2 separate regions of the Homo sapiens genome follow, and region 2 is linked to region 1. A link is an interaction called in ENCODE POLR2A ChIA-PET data of the cell type or tissue named here. Cell type or tissue: CD4-positive, alpha-beta T cell. All regions are shown on one strand. Each heading gives the region's core, and the rest is flanking DNA. Links, peaks and the distances in the headings are about the cores only.

Region 1 (8,943 bases), core at 944-8,943:
CATCGAGATGCTGTTACCTGAGAGCTCAGGAAGCTAATGACCCGCCCAGGAATGGGAATGACAGACTCTTTATGGCACTCCCCACTGGCACGTCTGCACCTGATAGTTTCACTTTTCACCTCACTCAGTCCTATGAGGTCATTATTATTGATCCCTTGTCCACAAAAGAAGGAAGTAGACCCTGAGAAGCTAAGTAACTTTCCCCACGGGTACCCAGCTAGTAGACGGCATTTCTAGGACTCCACCCCATGGTGGAGAGAAGAAGAGACGACTCCCTGGTGGGTTGGTGGCTCACAGAAGTCCCTTCAGTCCACCTCCTGCACATGGGTAGGGATGATCACAGATCGCTGCTACTTCAGATAATGACAGAATGAATCCTTCAGAGTATTTGAGAGGCATGTGGCCTCGGGGAAGGCAGTGGGATGAAAGGCGGAAGCAGGACCTCAGCCAGGCTCACCATGTGTCAGCCCCACTGCCACCTCCTGGCTATGTGTATGCAGATGTACTCTGCATACCTAGAATACTAGAGCTTCCTCACCTGCCCCTCTGGATTACTGAGTGTCTGTGCGCTAGCCTCTAGCCAACACACAGACACGGTGGGTGGCGAACCTGGGGCTTGCTCTCACCCACCACTGGCTCAGCCATGCTACCTGTGCTTCCTGTTTGGTTTCACCTTTGCAACAACTCTCAGACTTTCATGAAAATCACAGAATTTTAGAACTGAATGAAACTGGCACAGCCCTCAACCTAGGGCACAGTCCCTCCCCTGGTGGCCATCCAGCCCCTCCTAGGGTTGGGGAGTGGGCTGTATGAGCAAGGATCTAACTAGTCGGTGGAAAGACGTCCAGTCATCGAAGCAATTCTGCTTCCAGGTGCCTTCTCACTGGTCTCTTTGTGCCCTGTTGGGTCACATAAAGTACACATGCTCCCTCCGCCACTGGGACCTGTCCCTTCCCAGCTGCTTGTTTCCCTGTGGGAACAGCTGCCCTTGTCTGGATGTGGGTTTCTCTTCCCAGAGCATGCATCAGCAGCAGCAGCTCCAGCACCAGCAGTTCCAGAAGGAACTGGAGAAGATCCAGCTCCTGCAGCAGCAGCAGCAGCAGCTGCCCTTCCACCCACCTGGAGACACGGCTCAGGACGGCGAGCTCCTGGACACGTCTGGCCCGTACTCAGAGAGCTCGGGCACCAGCAGCCCCAGCACGTCCCCCAGGGCCTCCAACCACTCGCTCTGCTCCGGCAGCTCTGCCTCCAAGGCTGGCAGCAGCCCCTCCCTGGAACAAGACGATGGAGGTAAAGCCAGTTGCCATCTTGGTGCTATTTTATGTTTTATTCGAGCACCTCCTGAGAAGTCCAAGGAGTCTCCATAAGATTGTAAACTACCATTCTCAGGGGTTCACTGTGTTCTCCTCTAACTTCCACTCTGGGGGTCTCTGTGGGAAGGCTTCTGCCCCATCCCTTGGCATCTCCCCTTCAGAGGGCCTTCTGGGAACCACCCTGGCCATCCTCCTGTCTTTCTCCACAAGGGCTGGGCGTCGCGGCTGACCAGAGGTGAGCTGCCCATTGGGCTGAAGAGAGTTCCCAGGGCCAGCCGGTGGCCAAGTGTGGAAGTGTCACAGTTGGTCTGCTTTCCTCTGTGGAAGTTGGCTCAAGCCAGTTGTCAGAGCCCCAATTCTGAGGGAACTGGCACAGAGCTGGTGCAGGGAACTCAGAGCCCTCTGTCCCAAGGAGTCTCCTCGTTTTACATGTCCATTGCCGCCACCTGAATGCTTCAGTGCGGATCTTTACAGTGGACTTTGTGGTGGTTGTTAACTATTAAACCATTCTAACTATATCACAATGAATATGTATAAGTGTGTGAAACGCTATGGAGAATCCCTGCCTTCCAGAAGGTTTTAAGATATGCAATCGCACAATAAGGTAAAGGCGGAGACAGAATGCAGGGGCAGGGGGAAGAGGCAGTCCTGGGTGTACATGGGGAGTGGGCCTGGCAGGCTCTTGCTGAGCAGCAGTCTGGGGTGCAGTGCCTCTTAAATCCCATCTTTTAATCTGAGGTCAGGAAGCTTGTCACTATGTTAACCTCAAGGTTCTTTAGGTGATATCTGTTTGAAACAATCTCTTTTTCCTATTTTGTCCCAGATGAGGAAACCAGCGTGGTGATAGTTGGGAAAATTTCCTTCTGTCCCAAGGATGTCCTGGGCCATGGAGCTGAGGGCACAATTGTGTACCGGTGAGTGGATTAGCCAGCCCCCTGCCCTCACCGCCTGGTGTCTAAGTGCCTGTCAGGTTGCGAGCCTGGTGCCAGGCTCAGAGCACAGCAGGGTCAAAGCAGTGACCTAGACGCATGGAGTCCGGCCTCCAGGGAGCTTGCACACTGAGACAAGCGATGATTCCGGGGCCACCAGGCAGTCAGGCGGGGCTCTCTAGGCTGGGAGGCAGTAGGTGAATGCTGTGGACCCAGGTTCTCACCTCATTTACACAGCCTGACTCGTGCTTCCCAGACACAACTCCCACTCCTCATCCCGCAGGGGCATGTTTGACAACCGCGACGTGGCCGTGAAGAGGATCCTCCCCGAGTGTTTTAGCTTCGCAGACCGTGAGGTCCAGCTGTTGCGAGAATCGGATGAGCACCCGAACGTGATCCGCTACTTCTGCACGGAGAAGGACCGGCAATTCCAGTACATTGCCATCGAGCTGTGTGCAGCCACCCTGCAAGAGGTGGATTTATTTTTTTTATTTTGTTAACTTTATTAAAGTCATAGCACTTTGGGAGGCCAAAGTGAGCAGATCACGTGAGCTCAGGAGTTTGAGACCAGCCTGGACAACATGGTGAAACCCCATCTCTACAAAGAAACCAAAAATTAGCCAGGCCTAGCGATGTGTTCCTGTAGCCCCAGCTACTTGGGAGGCTGAGGTGGGAAGATTGCTTGAGCCTGGGAGATCAAGGCTGCAGTAAGCAGTGATTGTGCCACTGCACTCCAGCCTGGACAACAGAGTGAGACCCCGTCAAATTAAAAAAAAGTTACAGTGAATTGTACTAATTTTAAATGTAATAGCTTGATGAATTTTGACAAATGTCTATACCCATTTAACCACATACACAGTCAAAATGTGGAGCATTTTTATCCCTCTGGTTGTAACAGGGTGGTCCCCCCAGCATGCCTGGGCAGTCTGCTTGCAGTTGGCATGTCTCTCCCTCTTTGCCTCCAGGAAACCTGGACAGTTGTTCTTTCCCTCTTCAGTCATGGCTGGTGTGGGCTTGGAGGATGCCAGTTGGTAACTCCAGGCTTTAAGATCATCCAGCAAGCTCCTTTTGCTCATTTTCCAGGCTCACTTTGAAACCATATCAGTATCATTTGGATTCCTTTGTAGGTTTACTTATATGAGGCAATGAACTTGAGTTTCTTGCCTTCTTATCTTTCTCATTGTAAATTAGTAGATTTGGAGGTTTGCTCCTTGCTGGAAAACATGGATTTAGACAGAATGTTGTCAGTAAAACTTGCCATTTCTTTCTTAAAATGGTATCAAAGAAAGTGAGCCGAGGGGCCAAGTCCTGAGGACTGTGTGCCGTGACCTTGCTGTCATGTCTTTTGCAGTATGTGGAGCAGAAGGACTTTGCGCATCTCGGCCTGGAGCCCATCACCTTGCTGCAGCAGACCACCTCGGGCCTGGCCCACCTCCACTCCCTCAACATCGGTGAGAGGCTGCACTTTACCAGGCCAGCGGCCCGGGTGGGGAGAATCAGTGGCCCAGGTGGGGCTAACCAGTAGCTCGGGTGGGCCTTGCTTCTGTTCAAGCTCTTGGCTATATCACCAGTAGCAAAGATGAGTGGTGTAAGAATTTGAGGAGGAATCCGACATAGTTGAAAATCAGAACATTTGGAGGTGGCGGCAGGCATATTGGGAGTCTGACGAGGACACATTCCCCATTGGAGGAGGCCTGGGGTTGCTCCTGGTAAGCATTGGACTAATCTGGAGTTCTCTGTTAGTTCACAGAGACCTAAAGCCACACAACATCCTCATATCCATGCCCAATGCACACGGCAAGATCAAGGCCATGATCTCCGACTTTGGCCTCTGCAAGAAGCTGGCAGTGGGCAGACACAGTTTCAGCCGCCGATCTGGGGTGCCTGGCACAGAAGGCTGGATCGCTCCAGAGATGCTGAGCGAAGACTGTAAGGAGAACCCTGTGAGTAATAGGCTATGGCCCTTTGAAAACTACAGAACCAGCCCATTGTATCTTCAGGAGTAGAACCTTTAAATTCCAGGTTTGGGGGCTGGTGCCCGTGTAGCTGGAGAATGGCATTCCTTTCACCAAGAGCTTCTGTGTGAACATTCTGTGTCATCTCATGTTCAGCTGATTAAAGGGGCAAATGTGGGCAATTATCTATTTTTTTTCCCTATTCTTCCAATCACTTGTTTTTTTTTTTTGTTTGGTTGGTTGGCTGTTTTTTTGTTTTTTTTGTGTGACAGAGTCTTACTGTCACCCAGGCTGGAGTGTAGTGGCATGATCTCAGCTCACTGCAATCTCCACCTCCCAGGTTCAAGCGATTCTCCTGCTTCAGCCTCCTGAGTAGCTAGGATTACAGGTACCTGCCACCACACCCAGCTAAATCAATCACTTTTTAACCCCTTTTTAATTTTGGTAAACTGGGAAGTCAGGGCTTGCTTAGCGTGAGCAAACTTCAAGTTTTCATTATTTTTAAAATTTTGTTTTTGTTTTCTCAACTTATTTTGATAATTTTTAGACATAGAGAAAATTAAAAGAAAAAAATTTTTTAGAAGTGCGATCTCGCTATTTTGCCCAGGCTGGTCTTGAACTCCTGGGCTCAGGCTTAGCCTCCCAAAGTGCTGGGATTGCAGACATGAGCCACAGCATCTGGCTGAAAGAATGTTAACATGAATACCTGTGTATCTCCACCTAGATTCAACATTTGTTAATACTTTTGCCACATTTGCTTTATCTTTACCTATTACTGAACCATTTGAATATAAGTAGCAGGCATCCTGGCCCTTCATCCCTGAAGACCTCAGCACGTGTCTCCTAAGGAATACATTGTGTTTCCAACCACAATACCATTATCCCACCTCAACAGTTAATACTGTTTCTATCCATCATCTCATATTCAATCCATATTCAAATTTCCCCAATTAGTCCCCAAATGTCTTTTATAGAGTTGGTATTTTGCTACCTACTGGGTTTTGATACCTACTGGGTTTTATATACCAGGATGGAATCAGGTGTCTTGCGTTACATTTGATTCTGTCTCTTGGAATTTACAAATCTTTCCACCTATATTTTGTTCCATGTTGAAGTTCCATTTTGAAGAGTCCAGGCAGTGGGTTATAGGATGCCCCATTCTGGTTTGTTTGCTTTTTTCCTCATGACAGCGTTGAACATTTCTCTGTATTCCTTGTATTTCCTGGAAACCAGAAGTTAGGTGGAGAGGCTTGATTAGGTTCAAGTTAAATGTTTTTGGCACGAATGTTTTTGGCAGGTCTCTACATCAGAAAGCATGTGATGGCAGATTGTATCTGTAAGATTATTATCACCTCCTCTTAGTGATGCTACAGCTGATCTCTCTACCATAAGGGTTCATTTCCTCCTCTCTTGTTAGTATTTGGGGTGATACTTCAGCACAATGTGAATATCCTGTTTACTGACAGTCACTCACCCAGTGGTTTAGCATGTGTTGATCACCCTTGCCTGAAGTACTCAGTTGAGTAGAAATTCTTCTACATTGTTAGCTGACATTTTTCTGTAAAGCAGAGCTTTCTTTTCACTTTCTTCTCTCTCTCTTTTTTTTTTTTCTTAATCGCTATGGGCTCAAGGATTTTGAAACTAATGTTATAATCCATTTTAGTCCTTTTTTTGTTATTTACTTCTTTTGATACACAAATTGTTCCAAATTTGGCCAACCTGGAAACCCCTTCAAGCTGGCTTCTGCATCCATTTGCTGGGAGCGCACTCACACTTGAGCACCTTATTCTAGCACAAGTCGCCGAGGCTCACCTTGGACACTCCCCGATGGAGACCTGGGTGGGTCAGTCATCTTGAGTGGATTAGATATGGCTGCCTCTTATCCAGCTCACTGGGGACCAGCAGCTGGTCAGATCATCAAAGAAGTCAGTTACAGCGAAGAATCATAAAAACACGCACGCACGCCGTAACACTTAATTTTAACTTAAAGCAAGTAATATTAGCCCTTAAGTCATAGAAATCTTGTGCTGTAGGCTAAGGTCTTTTCAGATTTGGGTCTGACTGACTGGAGTCCTCATTTTCCCCCTTGCATTAAGCACACTTCTGTACCACTTCTGTGACTTCTGCATGGAGGCTTGGACACTTCAAACACTTCCTAAGCGATTTGAGAGCAGAAGCCTGGTTTTTAACGCTTCATGACCCAGTCCCTTACGGTTGAATCCACCACACCAAATGCCGCAGCAGCTCTTGTAACCATTCCCTTTCCTTTATCGAGTCTTTCTAAAGATTCAGCTTACCTCAGACTTCGTGGCACTCATGTTTAACAGCTTATGGAATATCCAAATTACAAGGACAAGTGGCAATAATAAGTTTGGGAAAGAACATAATTGGGGCCAGGCAGGTAGGAAAGATGCCTCTTCACCTTAGTGTTGTCTGTGCTGGGGACAGCAGGCTGCAGAGAGTGTGGGGGGCGTGAAAGACCCAGAGAGCTCTGGGAGTCAGGGGCGAGCTCCAGCTGTGGTGGCCATGTTCCTCCTGTCCCGAATCCAGCACCTTCCTAAGGGAAAATCCAGTGAGGTAGAATAAAGCATGGTAGGTTTGGAGATTGGAAGACCTGAGTCCCATCCTGGTTTATCACATCCAGCAGTGACCCTGAGCTTGTCATGCAACCTTTCTGTCCACGTTCTCATCTGGGGATGAAAGCATTTGCTCTGCTCGCCTCACAAGGTTGTTGTGAGGCTGAATGAGAGTGCTGTGTTGTTCAAGGTGTGTCTCCTCCAGCATGGGAGGTGATGAGCCCCTGCTTCCTCACACTAGACCCTCACTTCACCTGGTGGAGAATCTCAGAGGCAGGGCCTACTAACAGGGACCCAAGCTGTGCTCAGGAACCACCTTGGTATTACACCCCAGGTAGCATGAGCTAAAAAACACAAACGTACATTTCCCTCGAAGGAAGCTATTCTGTAGACACAGAATGGTTTCATGGGATAAGTGAGAGGCTTTCTCGGATTAACATCAAACATGACCTCCTTGGTAACTTGTCAGATAGTTTCTTTCTAGGGCTGTTTTTGAATCATAAGCTGTTTTATTCACTTATTAGCAATTTTGATACCTACTGTGTGCAGGCACCATTCTGGGCCCTGGGGGTACAGCAGGGAAGCAACGACACAGAGACCCTGTCTGTGAGCACTTTCGTGTTGGGGGTAAGGAATATATAACAGCCAGGAGGGCTTTTGATGGGCCAAGCACTGTCGTAAGCAACCATTTTTGCATATTAATGCATCTCTTTTGACAACAGCCCCATGCTGTCAGTGTCCTCATCTCACATGAGAGGGAACCAGGGGCTTCCAGGTGGCTCCAAGCCCAGGTTCTCCACTGGGACCTCTGACACCCATGCAGTGCTGCAGGTTAGCCCTCGCTGCTCTGTGCAGCTCACATATGTCAGCTGATTCTCCCAGGACACCTTCTAGGTGGCAGAAGCAGCAGCAATGCTCCTCCCTCCCTGACTGTGAGTGAGGATGAAAACTCTGCTCCCAGACCTCTCACGCCTCATGTCTCTTTTCAGACCTACACGGTGGACATCTTTTCTGCAGGCTGCGTCTTTTACTACGTAATCTCTGAGGGCAGCCACCCTTTTGGCAAGTCCCTGCAGCGGCAGGCCAACATCCTCCTGGGTGCCTGCAGCCTTGACTGCTTGCACCCAGAGAAGCACGGTGAGCGGTCCAGGGGTTGGGGTTGGGAGCAGCTCCTCAGCTGCCTCAGGTGGCCCTGCAGAGCTGGGCTGGTGCCACCTTTGCACTCACAGAGGCCGTGGTGCCCCAGCTGCTCACCCCGCAGGCCTCAGGACCTCCAGACTTGTGCCAAATCTGGTAGAGGGTTGGTAGGGTTATCTCTGGGGCGCCACCTTCTAAAGCTGAGATGCTCCAAGGTTCCTCCAGGTCACCAACTACTTGTGTGACCTAGGCAAAGCCCCCTTTGGAGACCTTCTTTTTCTACCTGGTGACATGAGGGTTGAATAATCAGAGGTCCCTTCCTGCACTGGCATTTGGGAAGACAAATTGTCTTCTCTCTTGGGATGGCGAGTGGTCAGTAGGTGCAGTCTGTGCTGGGCTGGGGACAGACAAGCTTTATCCTCACCCTCCTGGTCTCCTGGTATGGGTGCAACAAGTCTTTCTTCCAGACTTCAGGTTTTCCTGGGTGGTAATTGGCCCATGACACTCCAGTGCTGCCTTTTGAAAAAATTACAACTAAATTATTGTTTTGTTTATGCTTAATTTTTCTTATTATAGAAAACACAGATTAGCATAAAGGCCCATATATTCCCATTATACAGGGATGAATGATGGCTATTGATACCTTTGCATATACGTTATTCCAGTCATTTATCTAGACGTGATTGCATATTTTATAAAAATACAGTTAAATCCTGCATACTGTTTTGCAGCATGCACGTTTTTCAGCGTCACCTTGAATCTCTCTCCACGTCAATCCATATTTAGTCACAGCCGCACTTTAACAGCTCATGGCCCAGCGTAGGGAGGCACCGTAGTGTATCCACTTGGGCCTCTGATACTGGATGTTTACAGTCACTTCCTTCACAAACCATGCAGTGAGGACTCACCTCTTTGGCTGAGGTTTTGTGTCTGTTCCTAATTATTTTATTGGAATAAATTCCTGTAAATAGAATCATAAATGAGAGGGTGTGCAGCTTTTTAAAGTTTTTGGTATTTCACTGTGGCTTTGGAC
Region 2 (10,191 bases), core at 1,064-9,063, 54 kb before region 1:
AGCCATTTTTCCCTTTTCACGAGGGAGTTCTTCCTTTGATGTCTGGAAAGGCCTCCTCTTTGAGCCCATAGGTTTGCTATCTTCTGGCTGGTAATTCTTTCCTGCTTCTGTTTCCTGCCGACCACTTGATAAGCTGGAGAAAGCAACGTTGTTCGCTCTTGGCCGGTTCCTCATGCTTTGCCCCTTTTTCTGAGTCCTGTTTTCGAGCCTCAACTCGGAAGGTTTGGTTGTGCCAGCACAGTCTTCCCAGCAGTTTCTTGTGCTTTCCAATCTCTATTCAAACGTGTGAGGCTGCATAAAGATCGCTTCTCAGAGAAGCCTAGATAATAGAAAACCTATGCTGAAATTACAGAAATCTGATGTAATATTGACATGAAAAAGTCAGTATCAGAATAGGCTTTCTTTTGTGTGAGCATCTTATTGCTACCAAGTGAAGCAGCCATAGCTTACTGTGTGGGGCCCATCAGTTTATGCTTGGTCATTAAAATGGGCCTTACAGTTCAAAGGAGTTGTCCTGTGCTGATCAGTAATGCGCGTTTCCTTGGCACTGACATTAAAAGAATGTTGGCTTCATCAAAGGAATTGGCAGTGGCTACATTATCATCGTCTTCATCAAAGGACATTTTTTAAAACCATTAGAACTGGGCTGTTCAGGAGATCTATTATATAACATGGTGACTATAGTTAATAACAACATATTATATACTTGAAAATGGCTAAGAGAGTAGATTTGAAATGTTCTCACCACAAAAAAATGATAAGTATGTAAGGTAATGGATATGTTAATTAGCTTGATGTAGCCATTCCACAATGTATACATACGTCAGAACATCATGTTGTACACCGTAAGTATATATAATTTTTATATGTCAGTGTAAAAAATAAAAACAAACTTTTTTTAAAAAGACTGGTTTGGGTAAGTGTGTATTGTAGGAATTTTTTTATGGTGGTTAAAGCTGAGACCTTTGACCTTTTGTTGTGTTATTCCCATTCCCACCCACTTAGATGTACAGTGAGATCTCAGGAATTTTCATGCTGAACATTTTTTAAAGACCCCTCCCTGTATAATTTGCAGTGCCATTTGGTATATTGGGTTTCTATAGAGACTCTAAAAATTACATTTTGGTCTCATCCAAAAGATCCAACCCTCATATCAAAGTGGAGTGCTGATCTTCATCTACCCCAGCAGGATTCAAAGGGGGAGCTTCAGGCCTGAAGTAATTTAGGCTTTGGCTCTCAGTGAACCGTGATTTAAAGTAGTGAAATTATAGTGTGGCATAGTGGGCAAAAGGGCTAGACGGGGAGGCGGAGACCTTGGTTCCAGTCCTGTGTCTATGGTTAACTGTCTGTGGTGCCCTGGGCAAGTCACTTCACCTCTCTGAGCCTTGATTTCTTTTCCTGTGAAATGAGAGGGTTGGGTAAGGTAATCTCTTCGGTCCTTTTCATCTCAAAAATTACACATCCCAGAAGCAGTAAACAGTCCCTACTGGTTGATCTGCATTGTGTGGAACCGCATGGACTTAAAGGATTATCCAGCTAATTGGAGAGAGGAAGGTGGTATGGTGGCCTGGGCCGGTAGAGAAGTGTGTGATCCTCAAATCAACTTCAAACAATGGGGGTCCTGGCTGGCAGAAGTCAGTCAAGCCAGATATCTCAACTCGGGGTGTATTTCATAGTACTTCTTTTCTAGCCTAAAGTTTGGCAACATCTGGCCAGTGTAGGTAGCAATTATGTCATAAATACAGTTGTTTGTAGGTAATTTTAATTTAACTAGAGTATTTTTCCACTTTCTACTTGACTCTCCTGTCTACTCCTCTACTGTCCCCTGCAAGAAATTCCTAACTAAATATGAAGAGCAAAATTGACAGTTTCAGATTAGTTGCTGTTACCAGGACTGAAAAACTTGGTATGTAATTAAATTTTTTTCCCTTGGGGTTTCTACGTGAGGACTTCTTTTTTTTTTCTATTTTTTTTGAGATGGAGTTTCCCTCTTGTCACCCAGGCTGGAGTGCAATGGTGCGATCTCAGCTCACTGCAACCTCTGCCTCCTGGGTTCAAGTGATTCTTCTGCCTCAGCCTCCCAAGTAATTGGGATTACAGGTGCCCGCCACCACGCCCAGCTAATTTTTTGTGTTTTTAGTAGAGACGGGGTTTCCCCATGTTGACCAGGCTGGTCGCGAACTCCTGACCTCAGGTGATCCACCTGCGTTGGCCTCCCAAAGTGCTGGGATTACAGGCATGAGCTACTGCACCCGGCCAGGACTTCTTAATAGTAGGTTTAACTGCATATGAGTAGACATACTCAAATGGATAAAATTTGACTTTTTGTAAGGCCAATGGTGCACATACAAATTTATAGTCTGTCAGGCCTGTATTAGTTTAGTTTGTTTAGGATGTTTCTCCATTAAAGTAAATTAGCCTGATACGTTTCTTGGTTGTTACTAGATATCAGTTGATGCTGTTTCCCTTTAGCAAAGACAACAAAATAGAGTAGTGACACCTGCATTCTAAAGCTCAGCCACTAAATGAGCATGTAACCTTGGGTTTCAGTTTTCCTAAAGTGTGGGATTTGGCTTAGCTCCCCAGGTATCCTGAGGGACCTTAGGGATTTGATACCACCCTAAGAAAAAGGGCTTGTTTTCCTAACCACGTCAGGGAAAACGATTTCATGTAGCACCATTCATGTCCAGATATGTTTCTTCTTCCAATGATGGCAATGTAAGTTGATGGCAGAGCAACCATGAACATAAACAGAACTGCAAATGGTTGAACTCAGACACTCAGCCCAGGCCCCAAAACCAGTTTGGGGGGAACTGTATTCACCTATTATGAAATTAGCATACCTTTGCATTCAGGAATACAGTGGATTTATGAGGTACTTTTTTTTTTTTTTAATCAGATCTATTAAAGGAGGACAGTAGCCTAAACTGAAGAAGAGTCCTAACTGTCTTGGGTGGTGGTTAATTACACCATACGGCAGACTTGCCACAAACACTGAAAGTTTAACTCTCTCAGCTGCTTAGTTTGGAAACCACACAGTGCTGTTCAGTTAGGCCTTGGCCTTTTCTGCATCCCAGCTAGACACTTGACTCCCATCCAAAGCAAATGTCATGGTTGCCTTTATTGACTTAATATCAGGAAACATAACAGCCGATAGACTGGTTAGAAGGAACTGTATGGTTGATGGATTATTGCTGACCTACACACAGGTAAACGAAGTATAACAGAATTTGGAATGATTTACTGGTGGACTGAAATCTTTAAAACAGTAAGACTTTTGTTTGTGTCTATGGCTGATGTTTTAATTCAGTTCTGAATGTTCTTCCACAGACAGGAGACTAAAAGTAGTGAAATATTTGTTACTCACTGTTCAGGTGGCTGTATAGAAATCTCCATATTTGGGTATAAGTACTTTGCTGCAGTATGTGTAAATGAGATGAGGGTCAGGGAACAGGGTTTGATTTGAATAAAAATCTGTTTTGTAGGCCAGCCGCTCAAGCCTGTAATCCCAGCACTTTGAGAGGTGAGGCGGGAAGATTGCTTGAGCCCAGGAGTTCAACACCAGCCTGGGCAACATAGTAGGACCCCATCTCTACAAAAAATGAAATAAAAAGCCAGGCATAGTGGTGCATGCTTGTAGTCGCAGCTACTCGGGAGGCTGAGGTGGGAGAATCGCTTGAGCCCAGGAGGTCGAGGCTGCAGTGAGCCATGATTTGTGCTGCTGTACTCCAGCCTGGGTGACAGAGCAAGACCCTGTCTCAAAGAAACAAAACAAAACAAATTTTTTTTGTATCTGTCTTAATTAAGTCTTTACTTAACATAACTTCAAAGATAGTCCTTTGTGAGCGGAGAGTTGAGCCCCTCCTGATCATTGTGAGGCTTTTACTCTGAGGGCTTGCTTTAATCATTGAGAGAGTTTTATGTCATGGACCTTTGCACTTACTGGGCACTGATTTCAGTGTTCTACTGCTTTGGTGAATTTTTGATGTCTTTTTGGCCATGATCGGACAGTCTCCTACTATGTGATGAAATGGTATTAGAAAGCGGTACTCTGCTGGCTGCCTTTATAAAGCAGAGAATCACAAATGCCCAGGCTTTGAGTTTATAGTCTGAGACAGATAATATTGCTGCAAGTAGAAGAATTGTAGACACAGATGTCCTTGTTTTGAATATCCTTTAGTGCCTTTCAAGGGTCTGTGTTATAGAATACCATTTTGAGGTACTTCTTCCTGTTGTTTTGATGTTACTGCACAGGTTGAGTGAGAGAGAGCTTGTGTGTGTGTATAAGAAACCCTGTAGGACTGGTGTCCTATGAGAGAAAGAGACAGCGAGCTTGTGTGTGTGTGTGTGTGTGTGTGTGTGTGTGTGTGTGTGTGTGTGTGTAAGAAACCCTGTAGGACTGGTGTCCTGTTATGGCATGCCAGAAAGTGTCTTACTGGTATTTCTTAAAATCAGCTGATCCATCCTGTGGCTTTCAGCCGGTTATAGCCAGCAGAATAATCCAGTCTATTTGCCATTACTCATTATTAACCCCTACTTTCTTATCCATCTAGACAGCACCCCTCACCACATCCACATGTGTGGTGGATCAGCCTTATCTTGCTTTTTTTGATAGGTGCTTTGGCATAGGCACATTCCCCTGTGTGGCATGCCCTTCCCACCTCCAAGCATGATTGCCAAGGTTAATAATTATAAGCTCTAATTCCTTAGCACATTCTAATCCACTTGAAATCATTATTCTACATTTAGCAACATGCACTTTTAATTGTTCTCAAGATTTCATATGTCCTAACTGGGCAGTAAAACAAAATATCTTGGAAATCTTTCTTATATAATCCTTCTCTCACTTGCATAACTTGTTTCAAGTCTTACCTTTAATACTGTAATATGTATTCAGTAGCCAACTAAAAGGAACCCTTAACGCCAATTTATTGCTTTACCTCTGTGCCAACCATCCAGTAGATTTGAGTCCTGGCAAGGAACCCTGCACTGCAAAAGGCAGCCTGGCTGTTGTTGGCAGGTTGCGGGTTCCAGGAACTGAGGTACACATGGTATTGTATGATATTCTATTGTCCTTGCTCAAATTATGTAAGTATTTTTAGTTTGGAGGAATGGTTTTCTTTCTTTTTTTTTTTTTTGAGTTGGAGTTTTGCTCTTGTCGCCTAGGCTGGACTGGAGTGCAACGGCACCATCTCGGCTCACTGCAACCTCCGCCTCCCAGGTTCAATCGATTCTCCTGCCTCAGCTTCCCAAGTAGCTGGGATTACACCATGCCTGGCTAATTTTTGTATTTTTAGTAGAGACAGGGTTTCACCACGTTGGCCAGGCTGGTCTCGAACTCCTGATCTCAGGTGATCTGCCCACCTTGGCCTCCCAAAATGCTGGGATTACAGGCGTGAGCCACTGTGCCCGGCTGTTTTCTTAACCTTAAATAAATAAAACTAAAGTTGGGATTATGCAATATAACAGTAATCCAATGAACACAGAGGACTATTAGCAAAACAAACAAAAACACACACACACAGAGAAAAAACCAGCCTCTGAACAAATTCTAGACATTGGTGTGATATTCCTAAAACAAATTTTTATTATTAGCCAGATGATTATATAAACTTCTGGTCTGTTGGAGTGGAGGTGTGATGGGAAGAAGATTCATAGAAAAGATTTTTATTTGAAGTCTTTTTTTTATTATTATTATTTTTAAGCTTATGCCTGTAATCTCAGCAACTCAGGAGGCTGAGGTGGAAGGATTGCATGAGGCCAGGAGTTCAAGACCAGACTGGTCAATGTAGTGAAACTCCCGACTCTACAAAAAATTTAAAAATTGGCCAGGCTGGTGTCACACACCTGTAGTCCCAGCTACTTGGAAGACTGAGGGGAGAGGATTGCTTGAGCCTCAAGGCTGCAGTGAGCTCTGATCGCTCAACTGCACTCCCACCTGGGTGACAAAGACCTCATCTCAGGAAAAAAGAAGAAAAAAGAGAGAGGGATGTACAGTTGGGTTGGACTTGATCCATTTACATGCCACCTGAGAAGTGTGTGACTCTCTTGTTCACAATCGTAGGTTTTCTGTGTGTGTGTGTGTGTACACGCCTTTTTTTTTGCAGGGATAAGATGCTCCAGTTTTGTAAATGGAGCAGAGATTATAAACCTCGTTAAGTATAGATCACTGGAAAACTGTGGGTATGGAACACGTGTGCATGACACTGTATCTTGCCATTGACTTAGAGGTGAAAAGTCTGTGCCATTTTAATGATCTTATTTCTGACCCTTTTTTTTTGAGATGGAGTCTCTCTCTGTCACCCAGGCTGGAGTGCAGTGGTGCGATCTTGGCTCACTGCAACCCCTTCCTCCTGGATTCAAGCGATTCTCCTGACTCAGTCTCCTGGGTGGCTGGGATTACAGGTGTGCACCACCACGCCTGGCTAATTTTTGTATTTTTAGTAGAGACAGGGTTTCACTATGTTGACCAGGCTGTTCTCGAACTCCTGACCTCAGGTGATCCACCTGCCTGGGCCTCCCAAAGTGCTGGGATTACAGGCATTAGCCACCACACCTGGCCCTGACCCTTGTTATCAGGTAGTCAACCTGGGAATCAGTTCTTGAAATGTATGTCTGAAATTGACAAGCTGCATTTTTTTTTTTGGCAAAAGCAACATTTCTGAAACCCCTGATAAGGAACATTCAGCTTTCACACGTTCTGAATCTCAGAGGAGCTTGCAGGGTCTTCCCTGCTGTACTTACCATTGCAGGGGGCAACAAGGCAGTGGTAAGTGGAAACAAACCAAAACTTCAGTGATAAGGCTGCTGAAATCAAGCCCTGTGTTTTTTGTTTGTTTATTTGTTTGTTTTATTTTGAGACAGAGTCTGGCTCTGTTGCTCAGGTTAGAGTGCAGTAGCACTGTCTTGGCTCACTGCAACCTTTGCTTCCCAGGCTCAAGCAATCCTCCCTCCTTGGCTTCCTGAGTAGCTGGGACTACATACATAAACCACAACACCTGGCAAATTAATTTTTTTTTTTTTGTCAAGATGGGGTCTCCCTATATTGCACAGGCTGGCCTGAAACTCCTGGGTTCAAGCAATCCTCCTGCCTGGGCCTCCCAAAGTATTGGAATTACAGGCGTGAGTCACCATGCCCAGGAAGCTGTGGTTTTTTTGCTGGTTGTTCTCTAGCCACTGATGAGCTTGCCTCCCTGCCTGACCAGTCAGTCCCAAATGCAAGTTTAGAAACTGGTGGTTTTTTGTTAGAGGCCATTTCATTTGTTTTTGTGCTGTTTGAACACCTGTCTGCCCCTGTGTCCATAATTCTCTTTACTGAAAACTTTTTCTAAATGAAGTTATTTCAGAAGGCATTTAAGAAAATATTTTTTTCTTACCTGAAATATATATAAGTAGTTAATTAATGGAAGAGCCCTAACAATTAGCTGAATTCACAATATTAGGGAATGATTAAATTGTTGGTGATGTACCTTTCAATCATCTCTGCATAAGCAGTTGATAGCCACTTCTGTATCTTTGTAGTAAATGCAGAGTGAATGGTGGATTTTATGAATGGGGAAGCTGCTGGATTTTGTGTAACATTGCTTTTTTTTTTTTTTTTTTGAGATGGAGTCTTACTCTGTTGCCCAGCCTGGAGTGCAGTGGCGTGATCTCGGCTCACTGCAGCCTCCGCCTCCTGGGTTCAAGCGATTCTCCTGCCTCAGCCTCCCAAGTAGCTGGGATTACAGGTGACTGCCACCACATCCAGCTAATTTTTGTGTTTTTAGTAGAGACAGGGTTTCACCATGTTGGCCAGGCTGGTCTTGAATTCCTGACCTCAAGTGATCCGCCCACCTCGGCCTCCCAAAGGTGCTGGGATTACAGGTGTGAGTCACCACGTCCAGCCGTAACATTGCTTTATGATCAGAACATTGAACATCAGGATCCAGTGCTGGTCTTGTGTTGGCTTTCATAGGAGGGAGACTTGCTGCAGTCCAGCTGAGTAGGGCTGCAGTGAGGACCCTTATACTGCTGAAGCCCACTGAGTGACACATGCTGGACAGAGTCTGATGTCTGTGGGGACCAATTAGCTAATGGATGTTTAGTTTTAGGCTAGACTAGATGCCTGCCACTACCCTTCCCACCCTCCACAGTTACTGTTGGTTACTTCCTACAAGTCACCATCAAAGCCAGGAGTATATATTCCACTTTTTTTTTTTAACCTCCCAACTACTAGTTTTAAAACTGAATCAAATTTCAAATGGTTGTTAACTTGAAACAGATCTGCAGACTCGACATTTTCTTTCCATTTTCAGGCTCTCTGGAAACCAGTGTGTGTGCCGTAGGGTATGTTGCTTGTAGAGAAAAGTGAGCACTGAGGACTGAAATGGCTGGGCAAAGACAAGGCACAAGTTCATCTTTGTGAAGCAGCGTTTTTCAGTGTTCAGGTACAAATAGTTCTCAGCTGTGCTCAGTATCACACAAGGCATCTGGAAACATGTTTAATTCATGTTAGCTATAGCAACTACATTTGAACTCAGGCATGTTCATGCTTTTAAAAATGCCAGAGGGGAAAAAGCCAGAAAATTTGTCATTTTTGTTTGCCTTATGAGAGAATAACACTGTTCCGAGTGGCTCCCAGGAGTTTCGATTTGGTACAGTTGAGAGCCTTGAGAAGAACCTGCCAGTTGTAATAGTTTGTGGCATTTCTGTAGACATTGTGATTGACAGAATTCTCAGTTGCCAAATTCAGCTTCTCTCTAAACTTTGTATTTTTGAGATTTTTCCAAGACTAAATTAGTCATGTGATTAGTGTTGTTGTTGTTTTTGTTTTTGAGACAGAGTCTTGCTCTGTTGCCTAGGCTGGAGTGCAATGGTATGATCTTAGCTCACTGCAACCTCTGCCTCCCGGGTTCAAGCAATTCTCCTGCTTCAGCCTCCCAAGTAGCTGGGATTGCAGGTGTCTGCCACCAGGCCTGGCTGATTTTTTAGTATTTTTTTTTAGTACAGACGGGGTTTCACCATGTTGACTAGGCTGGTCTCAAACTTCTGACCTCAGGTGATCCACCCACCTCGGCCTCCCAAAGTGCTGAGATTACAGGCATGAGCCACCGGTCCCGGCCATGATTAGTGTTTTATTTTGATCCATAAACCAATTGTAGAATGTTGCTCTTCCAGTGGCTTCCAAGATGCTCAGACAAGGCAGGTGGCTTTTGTTTCCACTAGTGCTTCCACTAGTAGCAAAGGAGCACTGATATGTTTTGGTGAATATTAACCCTTTTTAATATTAATACTGTGATAAGATATACTTGGGGGCACTTAGTTCATTATGGTTGTACTGTAGGCTTTAATAACAGCAAACTCTTCTTATTCTTGGATGCATACATTCTTATTGGGAGACCCCTGTGTTTCTAAACTCTGGTCCCTTGTTTGGTGGAGATTAATGATCAAAGGTGGTTGACTTGCCTACTATCCTGAGGTGGAAAGTGCTTCATGTGGAACTTAGGCACTTGCTGAAGCTCCTTCGAATTCAAGCTTCTCTCCTACCTGCTAGCTTGTCCATCTCCTTTCTACTTTGTGAAAACTTCTACTTTGTGAAAAATTTGCTAATCTACAGATTAGCAAATCATATTATTGGAAGTTTAAAAAATGAGAAAAGAAGAAATATTGCTATAATTTTGCAGTATTGTTTTCCCTTTCTTTTTTTTTTGGAGACAGAGCCTCGCTCTATCCCCCAGGCTGGCGTACAGTGGCGTGATCTCAGCTCACTGCAACCTCCACCTCCTGGGTTCAAGTGATTTCTTCTGCCTCAGCGTCTCTAGTAGCTGGGATTACAGGCACCCACCACCACGCCCGGCTAATTTTTGTATTTTTAGTAGAGACGAGGTTTCGCCATGTTGGCCAGGCTGGTCTCGAACATCTGACCTCAAGTGATCTGCCTGCCTCGGCCTCCCAAAGTGCTGGGATTACATGTAGTCATGAGTCACCACGCCTGGCCCTTTTTTTCCCTTTTTCTATCTGCATTTTTCCTCATTGGGTGTGTGGTGGGGACTGTTTGGGCTGCAAGTGACAGAAACCTAATTCTAACAGGCTTAAGCAAAGAGGGGAATTTATTGTAAGGACTGGAGGGTCTCTGAGCCCAAGGGCAAGAACTTAGCTGGGCCTGAGGAGCTGTGGAAGCCAGGGTGGGCTCTCCCAGTCCTTTCAGTCATG

What was found. ChIA-PET counts read pairs that join two places held together with the same protein. Peaks named below come from ENCODE experiments on the same cell type or tissue, not always from the same donor. Only the 100,000 strongest peaks of a DNase experiment are listed, where the experiment ranks them.
Region 2: POLR2A ChIA-PET joins it to region 1 with 10 read pairs; 16 of 35 experiments call an interaction of 5 or more read pairs at or near these places.

Annotation. Positions count from the first base shown.
Region 1 is chr17:64,048,022-64,056,964 of GRCh38, reverse strand. It overlaps ERN1 (endoplasmic reticulum to nucleus signaling 1), which reads left to right. Exons shown (of 22, transcript NM_001433.5): 13 at 1,017-1,290; 14 at 2,137-2,227; 15 at 2,526-2,715; 16 at 3,594-3,693; 17 at 3,986-4,185; 18 at 7,763-7,910. Among named protein-coding and RNA genes, the nearest start is that of ICAM2, 32 kb to the right of the region's middle. RefSeq lists a silencer at 1-2 and enhancers at 313-432, 221-964, 965-1,708. In CD4-positive, alpha-beta T cell, for the core only: no CTCF peak of the experiment used is centred there; a DNase peak (open chromatin) is centred at 5,604; H3K27ac peaks cover 3,095 bases.
Region 2 is chr17:64,100,908-64,111,098 of GRCh38, reverse strand. All of the region lies in intron 1 of ERN1 (endoplasmic reticulum to nucleus signaling 1), which reads left to right. Among named protein-coding and RNA genes, the nearest start is that of ERN1, 24 kb to the left of the region's middle. RefSeq lists an enhancer at 6,975-7,024. In CD4-positive, alpha-beta T cell, for the core only: no CTCF peak of the experiment used is centred there; DNase peaks (open chromatin) are centred at 4,338 and 7,158; H3K27ac peaks cover 937 bases.